2 separate regions of the Homo sapiens genome follow, and region 2 is linked to region 1. Evidence: chromatin contacts called from ENCODE Hi-C or POLR2A ChIA-PET data. All regions are on one chromosome and are shown on one strand. The core of a region is the stretch at or near the end of the contact, and the rest is flanking DNA. Distances in the headings are between cores, read along the strand shown.

Evidence for each region. Hi-C counts contacts between places; a loop is a spot of excess contacts on that map. ChIA-PET counts read pairs that join two places held with the same protein, here RNA polymerase II (POLR2A). Pooled maps may share reads with other maps.
Region 2: a map of B cell shows a loop between it and region 1 (2.8-fold over the local background). The contact joins two enhancer-like sites. A Hi-C loop is called at or near these places in 5 of 168 maps with a recorded cell type or tissue (B cell, HepG2, heart left ventricle and 2 more) and 6 of 50 pooled maps. POLR2A ChIA-PET finds 5 or more read pairs at or near these places in 12 of 52 experiments (A673, AG04450, B cell and 9 more).

The regions. Positions count from the first base shown.
Region 1 is chr1:155,498,189-155,503,858 of GRCh38, forward strand. All of the region lies in intron 2 of ASH1L (ASH1 like histone lysine methyltransferase), which reads right to left. Among named protein-coding and RNA genes, the nearest start is that of ASH1L-AS1, 61 kb to the right of the region's middle. RefSeq lists enhancers at 1,826-2,327, 2,008-2,177. Within about 2 kb of position 2,268, at least 6 of the 41 ENCODE cell types and tissues checked have a DNase peak (open chromatin) inside an H3K27ac peak, as active enhancers do; they include A673, where a contact is called at or near this core.
Region 2 is chr1:155,462,754-155,468,382 of GRCh38, forward strand. The region is part of intron 3 of ASH1L (ASH1 like histone lysine methyltransferase); the gene reads right to left. Among named protein-coding and RNA genes, the nearest start is that of ASH1L-AS1, 96 kb to the right of the region's middle. Within about 2 kb of position 1,323, at least 2 of the 41 ENCODE cell types and tissues checked have a DNase peak (open chromatin) inside an H3K27ac peak, as active enhancers do; they include A673, where a contact is called at or near this core.

The sequences.
Region 1 (5,670 bases), core at 1,018-3,517:
AAGACAGAAAACAGAATAGTGGTTGCCAGGGGCTTCTAGGAGGGGTAACAGGGGAGTCACTGTTCAATAGATACACAATTTCAGTTGCAGAAGATTAAAAAAAAACTGTAGAGAAGAACGGATGGTGAGGGCTGCAAAACAATGTAAATGTACTTAATGTTACCTCAGCCTCCTGAGAAGACGGGACTACAGGCACACACCACCATGCATGGCTAGTTTTTTTGGTTTTTGTTTGTTCATTTTTTTGTTTTGTTTTGTTTTTTGTATTTTGAGACAGAGTTTCGCTTTTGTTGCCCAGGCTGGAGTGCAATGGCATTATCTCGGCTCACCGCAACCTCTGCCTCCCGGGTTCAAGCGATTCTCCTCCCTCAGCCTTCCAAGTAGCTGGGATTACAGGTGTGTGCCACCACGCCTGGCTAATTTTGTAGTTTTAGTCGAGATGGGGTTTCTCCATGTTGGTCAGGCTGGTCTTGAACTCCCGAACTCAGGTAATCTGCCTGCCTCAGCCTCCCAAAGTGCTGGGATTACAGGCATAAGCCACTGTGCCTGACCAGCCGGCTAGTTTTTAAAAATGTTTTGTAGAGACAGGGTCTCTCTATGTTGCCCAGGCTGGTCTTGAACTCCTTGGCATCAGCCACTGCGCCTGGCCCAGAAAACACTTTCAAGAAAAGTACGCTTCAGTTTGTGGCATATAATCAAAAGAGAACCAAAACATCTGAGAACAGGAGTAAAAAAAAAAAAAAAAAGCCAAAAAGAAATATTAAAGAAAATTAAACATATAGGTCAAGAATGCATTTTAATAGAAAGTCACCAAATATTTTCTTTTCAAAAGCAGACCACAATGGGCTTTTCTTAAATTACAAAACCATTAGATGCTGAACTTGAATTTTATATTCCACACTGAAGCCCCAAATTCTATCCTCATTATATGGCCCTCATAGGATCAAGAGTAAGCCAAAACATGTTACTAGCATAATTTCTTAAATAAATTATGATAAAATAATGGCAATACTAATATAGAAATCATCATGTGATGTAAACTTCCACCACCCAAGAAGTTCTTCTTGCTATATAATTTAAGGAATAGACATAAGGTGTCAATTTGTCCCAGTGGCAGAGGACAAAGTCTTCAGGGTCTTTTTAACACCTCTTTTATTCCCAACATGAAAAACCACTGCAAATCTGACTTCATCTATAGTCTTTCTCACAGGATTTCTCCCTATCCCCATCTAACTAGTTACGAAAGAGGTACAATTTTGAACTATGTACTCAGTGATTTTGACTCACAAAGTGAGGTCAGAGAGGAAACTTTTCTTTCATCATTAAGTTTCATCTTGTCTTCCTATTAATGAATTTTCATAAAAGTTCCAGGTTTTGTCATCTTATCATATAGGACCTTTAATTCTGATGTCTCTCAAAAAGCTTTCATTCATTTCCATACAGCTGTAGCTCAGAATTAATTAGTAATGTGTAATTATTGAGCAGCCGTATGTGAGGATCTCTGGAGTGATTTACAATCATTAAAATGAAATCAAAGATATGAGCAGACAACCATAAAAAGCAGTATACGAATTAGTGAGTGAAAGTAATGATATTTAGGCTTAATTCTCTGGGACTAAAGAAGATATACCTTCTAACAATTTGGTTCAATAATGATTTTTTTTTTCCATTAGCAAGATCAACAATGAAATGAGAAACATTCACATTCACCATATATACACCATTAAAACAAACCACAATACAGACTCCAGCAGATATCCTAGCTATGAAAGTGAACTCTTCAATCAGCCAAATGCAGTACTGATTAGGGAAGTTCCTACTACATAATGAAAGCAAGAATTGAGGATGAACCTGATTAAACTAATTACGGTAGTTTTAATCTTCCTGGCACATTTATAGCAGAGGCTGCAGAGCCCAATGGCAGGGATTTGCTTTGCCCTTCCATTTAAGGGAGCTCATGCTTCCGTAATAGAAGTCATTTTGAGAAAAGAGTGACATCCTGTTTTATCTCCAAGGCTTTAGGACAGATCACAGCCCCTTAGCTGTCTATTTTGTGTATGTAAAGGGGGAAGAAAGGTTTTACTGAAATGTAAAGATCCAGGATAATTTGCATAATTGCTGCTGCCATGGAGAAGCTGGGCTCTGTGCCAACTGTTCTCTTCTCTACCATAAAAATACCTCTAGCTTAAGCAGCTTTTAAAGTAAACAATCAAGATGAAGGTAAGACTACAGAATCCATCATAGCAAGACTCAGAGATACCTACATACAATCGGGTCTTCTTGCTTGAATAGCATTTGTCAACAAGAACATGGAAGTGAAAACGCAGCAGTCAAATAATGTAGACATGCATTCTGGACCTCTTCATAAATAGGCATAAGGAAAAAAAAAAGCACTCTGAGATGGCACGCAGCCCATAGGGCACAAGTAAGATGACAGAATGTGCCTATCTTCTCCTATTAACAAGTCCCAAATTCTCTGGTAAGAGCTGAGGAGCCTAGACTGGGCGTGGTGTCTCACACCTGTAATCCCAGAATTTTGGGAGGCCTAGGCGTGCAGATCACTTGAGGCCAGGAGTTTGATACCAAACTGGTCAACATGGCGAAACCCTGTCTCTACTAAAAATACAAAATTAGCCGAACATGGTGGCACATGCCTGTAATCTCAGCTACTCAGGAGACTGAGGCATGAGAATCGCTTGAACCTGGGAGGCAGAGGTTGCAATGAGCTGATATTGCACCACTGCACTCCAGCCTGGGCGACAGAATGAGACTCTGTCTCTAAATAAAAAGAAACTATATTTAAAAAAAAAGAGCTAAGGAGCCTAAACACAAAGAATTGGTTTAAAAAATAAAAACAAAACAAAAGGCAATTGGAAAAACACAATACCCCATAGTATTAATAATAAAATTGTTTGACTTGGGTTCATATGGTACCACCTATTTGGGGTAAGTCATTAAGATGTGTTAAACTCTTTCAAAAGGTGTTTGACATCTAAAAATGTTTTGTCTTTCTTCCTTATTTTTAAAATCAGAAATGGGGTCTTGTTACGTTGCCAAGGATGGATTTAAACTCCTGGCCTCAAGCAATCCTCCTGCCTCAAGTCTTCTGAGTAACTGGGATTACAAGCCTAAGCCACCATGCCCAACTTCAAAATGTTTTCTTAAACTAAGATTACTTTCAGATGTTCCTAATTATTTATTACATATTGTCTCACTCTATCACCTAGGCTGGAGTGCAGTAGCACAATCTCAGCTCACTGCAATCTCCACCTCCCGGTTTCAAGTGATTATCGTACTCCATCCCTCCAAGTAGCTGGGACTACAGGTGGGTGTCACCATTCCTGGCTAATTTTTATATTTTTAGTAGAGACCAGGTTTTGCCATGTTGACTAGGCTGGTCTTGAACTCCTGACCGCGGGTGATCTGCCCACCTTGGCATCCGCAATTTCTTAAAAATAGCAATCTACAGATTGTTTTATTCATTCATTTTTTTGAGACAGAGTCTCGCTCTGTCACCAGGCTGAAGCGCAGTGGCGCAATCTCGGCTCACTGCAACCTCCACCTCCCGGGTTCAAGCGATTCTCCTGCCTCAGCCTCCCAAGTAGCTGAGACTACAGGCACACGCCACCATGCCCAGCTAACTTTTGTATTTTTAGTAGAAACGGGGTTTCACCATGTTGGCCAGGATGGTCTCGATCTATTGACCTCATGATCCGCCTGCCTCAACCTCCCAAAATGCTGGGATTACAGGCATGAGCCACTGCACTCGGCCTAGAGATTGTTTTAAATAGGCATGAAAGTTTTACTATATATTTTTAGCAAATGAGAGAAGAGGAAATATTTGAGTAATACAGTTATGACAGTTTTCTTTTCTTTTCTTTTCTTTTTTTTTTTTTTTTTGAGACAGAGTCTCACACTGTCATCCGGGTTGGAGTGCAATGGCGCGATCTTGGCTCACTGCAACCTCCGCCTCCCGGGTTCAAGCAACTCTTCTGCCTCAGCCTCCCGAGTAGCTGAGATTATAGGCACGCACCACCACACCCAGCTAATTTTTTGTATTTTTAGTAGAAATGGGGTTTCACCATGTTGGCCAGGATAGTCTCGATCTCTTGATCTTGTGATTCGCCCGCCTTGGCCTCCCAAAGTGCTGGGATTACAGGCATGAGCCACCGCGCCCGGCAGATAGTGTATTCAAAAGCAAAATCTTAGGAATAAGGAAATAAATACTCACATTCTCAAGCTATATTTTAAGCACTGAATTTTTGGTAATGATGATGGTATTTGTTTTATGCTTACAGATCTTTTCTTCAGTCTTACTGAACTGTTTTTAAAGCATTTTCTGTGTTGCTCATAAAAAGCACAAACTTAAAAGATCACCCTGACACTGAAGGAGCCAAAGAAATAGAGAAATCAATTAATAATTATTATACAATGTGCTATATGTTAAAAACAGAAATATATGCAATGGAAACACAGAGGATAGAGTAACCTCCTAGAAAGGTTCAGGGAACGTTTCACAGAATTGGGGGATGTCTAAGCTGAGTCTTTCCATTCCCTCATCCTCCTTCCTTTCTCCTTGCACAGTGAAACTTTTTTATCCTTTTTGCTTTTTATTTAGAAATTTAGTGATTAAATTTGCTTTTCTAATTTTTCTCATTTATCTTAGGTAATTTTAGTTATCGAGGTTGAGACAAATAGAATTTTTAAGAGTTACCAAGTATGCTTAGGAGAATTTCCATATTTCATAATTCCTAACCTTCATAATTGCCCTAACCGTTATAATCAACAAACAGCTTAGAAAGAAAGGTTACCAAGCTCCCCTGCCTTGGCTTATAATTTTCAGCATCTGCTTTTGATCTCCTCAGCAATCTTTTGGAGCCCCCAGCCCGTAAAATCAAAGACTAGGCAAGGAACTACACAATAATCACACTCAGTAATTTTGCTAAGAAATGAAAAAGTGAGGCTGAGAAGCAGGTGCCATTTTGTTTCACTGTTTTTACTGTGAGAGTTACTATCAAATCCTACAGAAAGATGTTAGGATCATTTTTGTGCCTTCATATATATCCTCAGATGTTAGTAATTCAATGTAGCTTCACTCAATACAGCTAAAATATTCTAGTGTATCTACCATCTGTGCATTTTTGTCAAAATGCCTTTGTGTACCTCCTAAACTCTGACTTCCTAATATAGTAGAACTTTTTATTGCAAGCTTGTATACTTTGATATGTTTTCCAAAAATAAAAGTAAAATATACATAGTAAATTAGGACTTGGCTGTTAAAAAATAAACACTAGTTCAGTACCTGTTTTGTTTCAAAAGTGAGTTCTGGTTACAATTTCACCTTAATAACATTTCTGACATCTTTGTTGACATTATCTTCTTTTAATAATCAGTATTCTCTCAATTTAGGTCATTGATTTTAGAGAAACTAAAGCATTAGTATGCATAATCCAGATTATAGAAAGATCCGTATTTACATTAAGCAGTTCCAGGGAAGCCACAGTTAATATGTAAACTACCACCCTCTTCCCTGTAAGTCCTTATCCAATCATATATTCCACTTCATCTCTCTATCACCTAGGCTGCAGTACAGTGGCATGAACACAACTTACTGCAGCCTCGACCTCCTGTGCTCAAGTGATCCTCCTGCCTCAGCATCCTGAGTAGCTG
Region 2 (5,629 bases), core at 73-2,572, 36 kb before region 1:
TTAAAAGTTTGAATTCCCTGTTCATACAGAGCAGAGCTATTCTTAACAATATTCCATATTTAAAAAGAATCAAGTTGTATCCTTGAGATACAGATCTCTATCGCTTGGTAATCATCAGCTCTAGCATCTTATTTCACTTAAAAGCAGTGCTCACAGAGGCAGTAAGAAGATGAGGATAACTGAAAAAACATTAACGATATAAAGCAACCAAGTTTAAGACTGGAAAGTGATGCTATCACTTATGTAAAAGAAATAGCAACCAGTTAAAAGATGTTCAAAGTATGTTAAAATTAGCCTAACAGTAGGAATCATATGAAATCTGCAAACATCTGTAACATTGCCAGAAATACACTGTTTTATAAACGCCAATTTGCAGTTGGGCTTCCAGAAAGAACCAGATAATGCCCAGAGAACTAGTATGTCCAATTCAACAGAGACCAATATATATGTATGTGTCCAAACCTAAAACATAATGCAGAGCAGAGTCGAGTGCGATATCGTGTTCAGTACATGGACTATGGAGTAAAGCATCCTTGGGTTTGACTCCTGGCTCTGCTACAAATTAAACTAGAGAGAATCTATAGAAGTAAATGTGCCTGGGCTTTGGTTTAATAAAGCTAAGTTACAGCATTGTTGTGAGTCCCAAAACGAGATAATGTAATCCAAAAACAATTTTATAAAATTCAAAATGTTTTATAAATATTAGTGACTACTATATATTAATTGAGTCCTTAGGTTTATTATGGAATTTTTACATAGGCAGGTGTGGGGGCTCATGCCTGTAATCCCAGCACTTTGCTAGGCCGAGGTAGCCAGGTTGCTTGAGTTCAGGCGTTCAAGACTAGCCTGGACAATATGGCGAAACTCAGTCTCTACAAAAAAAAATAAAAATTAGCTGGGCATAGTGGTGCATACCCTGTAGTCCCAGTTACTTGGGAGGCTGAAGTGGGAAGATCGCTTGAGCCCAGGAGGTAGAGGCTTCAGCAAGCTGTGATCGCACCACTGCACTCCATCCTGGGCGACAGTGAGACCCTTGCCTTAATAATAATAATAATAATGATAGAAAGAAGAGCAGTGAGTTATACCCAGTAGGGAGCTAGAACTAACCTATTAACATCAAGCATTTACCTTAAACATAGAGTGAATCCAATTAAGAAGTACTACTCATATAGGCACCTCCAGGGCTGGTAGGTACTTGCAGGGTAGGAAAAAGTTACTCTGAGTGAATCTTCTAATTCACTGACTCTTCGCCATAGCTTTTGCAGAGTATGCCCAAGAGATGAGTCAGAACCAGAAGACGTCTGGCTTTCTGCTCAGTTTTTTCCCAAGGGAGAAAGTAGTTTTCTGCTTCCCCTACTTAGCCCTTTTCCTTGCTGTCTCCATCATGTGACAAATGTTTGCTCATGTCTCAAGAGTAGCCATTTTAGATCTGCCTGGAAGGATGTGTGGAGGCTCCCCATTCCACAAAGGACAAGAGGTTTATATGAATTCTAGTTCAAGAAAATCTGACACTTCCTCAAAGCATACACACAAAGAACACAATTGTAGATATCAAAGAGTTCCCATCATTTTTCATTTCAAAATACTATAAAGCAGAATAAGTATTTCAGAAGTGAATAAAGACTACAAATAGGAATTCCTTAGTTCACAATATTACTACGTAGACCACCGCTGTGTCTCATCACTCAGATGATGACAACTTCAGAATATGTTTGGAAATTCTACACACATAAATGCAGGAAGTAGAAATTATAGGCAAGCTGCAAAAAAAAAAAGTACCTAAATAAAATTGGATTTCAGAATAAATATAAGTAGATTATTAAGGGAAATAGTTTTTCTTCCGTTGGAAATAAAGGCCCTCATGTAAACAAGGCAGACTACTAGTAAAGAGGAAGACAGAAAAAGAGAATACCATAAATTGGAATAATACAGAGAAAATTAAGAATTAAAACCAAACTTGCAAATGTGAAGGAACCTTGGAAGTGATTTTAATTATAGACTCTCTGGATTTTATTTGGCCAGTATTTGATGAACTTTTGAAGATAAAGACAGGATTTACAGAAACATTTTTGCCAATTTAAACAAGAGGGGAAAGGTAGTGCTTTTACAGCAAAACTGTAAGATGAAATCAGGGATACAAACTGTCAAAGTTGAAAAAGTAAAAAAAGAACATAACTGGATCATAAAGAAATAAGATTATGAAAATCTTTATAATAAACAGAAAATGAGCAGAAACCAAGAACCTGTTTTCAAATTGATTTGCCACAAAAAATCTTGATTGACATTTCCACTGGAGGAACTAAAACAAACCAAAGATATAAAAGTAATGCTACTTTTACAGATGCCTGGGTGTGAAGACAGTAAAACAGGCAAAGATAGCAGAATAGATAAAATTCTCACTGATAATAGTGTCTGCAGTGGTGGAGGCATCCCAAAGAAATCATGAGAATAAAGATTCAACTAACTACTCATTGAAGCCCTGAGCATCCTAGCCTAGAAAAACAAGGAATTTCCCTGGTGCCAAATACAAATTAGCAAAAAAAAAAAAAAAAAAAAAAACAGTGAATTAAATCAATAGTTGGTTGGACAAAACATATGTTTCTTTAGCCTAAGTTCACTATTAAAGCTTTTATAACTTAATATAGTATGAATTTTAGTCACACTCTGGAGATCAACACTAAAGACACAAGTAACTAAGAAATCATTTATATGAGTGGAATGTTTGATGTTTGCAATGCTAGAAATATCTTTGGGTGAATTACAGAAAAATAAATTAAGTATGCTAATTTGGAAGAATGCTATGCAGTAGTCAGTTCTAAGATATTATCGATTTTAAAATAATTTACTTTAAAAGTTTCTAACACTGAAATTGTTCCTTCCCACCAAAATTAAATTGTTACAAAAGTTTAGTTTTAAAAAAGATTTCTCTTCTTTCATTATTTATAAGTCAAAGCTATTTGGGAATGTGTGTTAAACAACGACTGAACCAAAATTGGTTGTAATAAAAATGGCTACCATAGTAAAGGAATATGAACATAAAATATCAAACTATTTGAGAACTTCTGGTCAAGATTTTTTTTGTTCCCAGATTCAAGTTCTGAATCCTTTGGTATGGTTCACAGTTGATAGCCACCTTGGAACCTTCTTGTGAATGAGCTGAATGCTAAGGTAAAAGCTGGGTCCACAATAAAAACAGCTGTTTTCAATTGTGGGAAATACAGAAAGCAATACATTTTATCTGATGCACCAACTAAATGCACTACAAGAGAGTATGACTCAGAGCCTGTTCTGGCGATTTTTAAGCTATAAAGTCTGTTTTGGCCGGGCGCTGTGGCTCATGTCTGTAATCCCAGCACTTTGGAAGGCCGAGGCAGGCAGATCACGAGGTCAGGAGATTGAGACCATCTTGGCTAACACGGTGAAACCCCGTCTCTACTAAAAATACAAAAAATTAGCCAGGCGTGGTGGCGGGCACCTGTAGTCCCAGCTACTTGGGAGGCTGAGGCAGGAGAATGGCATGAACCCGGGAGGCAGAGCTTGCAGTAAGCCAAGATAGCACCACTGTACTCCAGCCTGGGCGACAGAGTGAGACCCCGTCTCAAAAAAACAAAACAAAACAAAACAAAACAAAAACTCTGTTTTTTTCTCTAACTAGGCTATTTTTCATAATGCCCAAATGACATCATTCACTGAAATGGAATTCTTCTGGAAATTCCCCTAACTGCACTAACCACACCACAAACAATTTTCTTTCATCTCTGTAGGTTCACACTTCCTTTATAGGCATATCTTTTTTCTATCATGTTTTAAATCTTTTTAAAATTGATACATAATAGTTGTACATATTTATTGGGTACATGTGATATTTTGTTACATGTATAGAATGTATAAGAATCAGGTCAGAGTATTTTGGGTATCCATCACCTTGCGTAGTTATGATTTCTGTGTCAGGAACATTTCAAGTCCTCTCTTCTAGCTATTTTTGAAAAACACAATATTGTGCTGTCACCTATAGTCACCCCACCCTGCTACTGAACATCTGAACTTATTCCTTCTAACTGTTGCATAGGTGTGTCTTATAAACAGCACTAGAGAAATTGTTTGAGATCAGTATATTCTGATCAAAGCTTATACTCTTCAGTTAAAGAGAAAACTCAGTATTCTTTGCTTCAATCTATATGCTTGTACAGTGAATATACTTTTTCCAAAAAAAAAAGGTTTAAGCCTCACTTATTCTTGGAGGACAAAATATTCATCATCACTGAATGCACCAAATAATGTATATAATTTACATGTAGTAAATCATTTATAATAATGTTCCATTGTCTGCTTGTTCTATGACTTGTAAGCTATAAATGCTAAATGAAAATACTCCATTCTACTGCTCTGCCAATTTTAGAATCCAGGTTTGTAAGTTCTGTCATGTGTAGCCAGCCATGAGTCACATATGCTGAAAAACAGGGATGAAATAACTGACATTCCAGGTCAGAAACTCTTGCTCATCCAAGTCAGAAACTCTTGCCCATGAGACCTATTTCATGTCTACCTAACATACATACATAAATTAAATAGAATCACTATCAGGATTGGGAGAAACCAGGAAACCTGGCCTTACTTAAGTGTGTAATTTTACTGTAATTTCACTTGCATCAAGCTGATTTTATAGCTGTTAGTCTGTACAGTACAGAACAGTATATGTTAGAAAAATAAGCTAACTACCATATGCACATAATTTATAAAAGTGATTATAGCTGTTATTCCTTTTAAGTCTTCATAAGATTTAATTTTACAGTGAATATACTTGTTTACTTTAAAAATGCTCAAAGTGATAAGTCAGTTTGATTCCCCATTTTTGAAACAAGGAGAGAAGGGTTAAATGCCTTGGTCCAAGCTACACATTCCAGTGTCCCTAATCTGGTTTCATTTATTTTTCCTGAAATTTATATCAACATGATTTATCAAATATGCCTGTTTTACCCCCAACCAACACTTATGAGGAATCCACTCAATACAAATAGTAAATAACCTTTATTTCTTATTTCATCAATTATCAGTTTGAGATATGTTTTACTTAACAATTTGTATTCTGCTGTATTAAAAAAACTCATTATTCTGGAATAAATTCAGATTTACATAAAAGTTACAAAGATAGTACAGAGAATACTCGTATGTCCTTTACCCAACATCCCCCAATGTTAACATCTTACATAACTACAGTACATTTGTCACAACCAAGAAATTAATATTGGAATAATACTATTAACAAAATTCCAGACTTTGTTTAGATTTAGCCAATTTTTTTCCACTCATGTCCTTTTTTCACTGTCAATCTGGGATATCACATTGTATTTAGTTGTCATGTCTCCTTAGTCTTCTCTGTTCTGTAAAAGCTTCTCAGACTTTCCTTGTTTTTTCAGGTCCTTGATACTTTTTAGTACTGGTCAAGTATTTGTAGAATGCCCTTTATTATTATTATTATTTTTTTTTTCTGCTTAGATTTAACACATTCTATCAGAGAGTACATGATATCACCATGCCTTATCATTGGTGAAGTTAACCTTGAACTTGGTTAAGGTGCTGTCTGCCAGGCCTCTTCACTGTAAAGTTACTGCTTTTCCCTCTTCATACT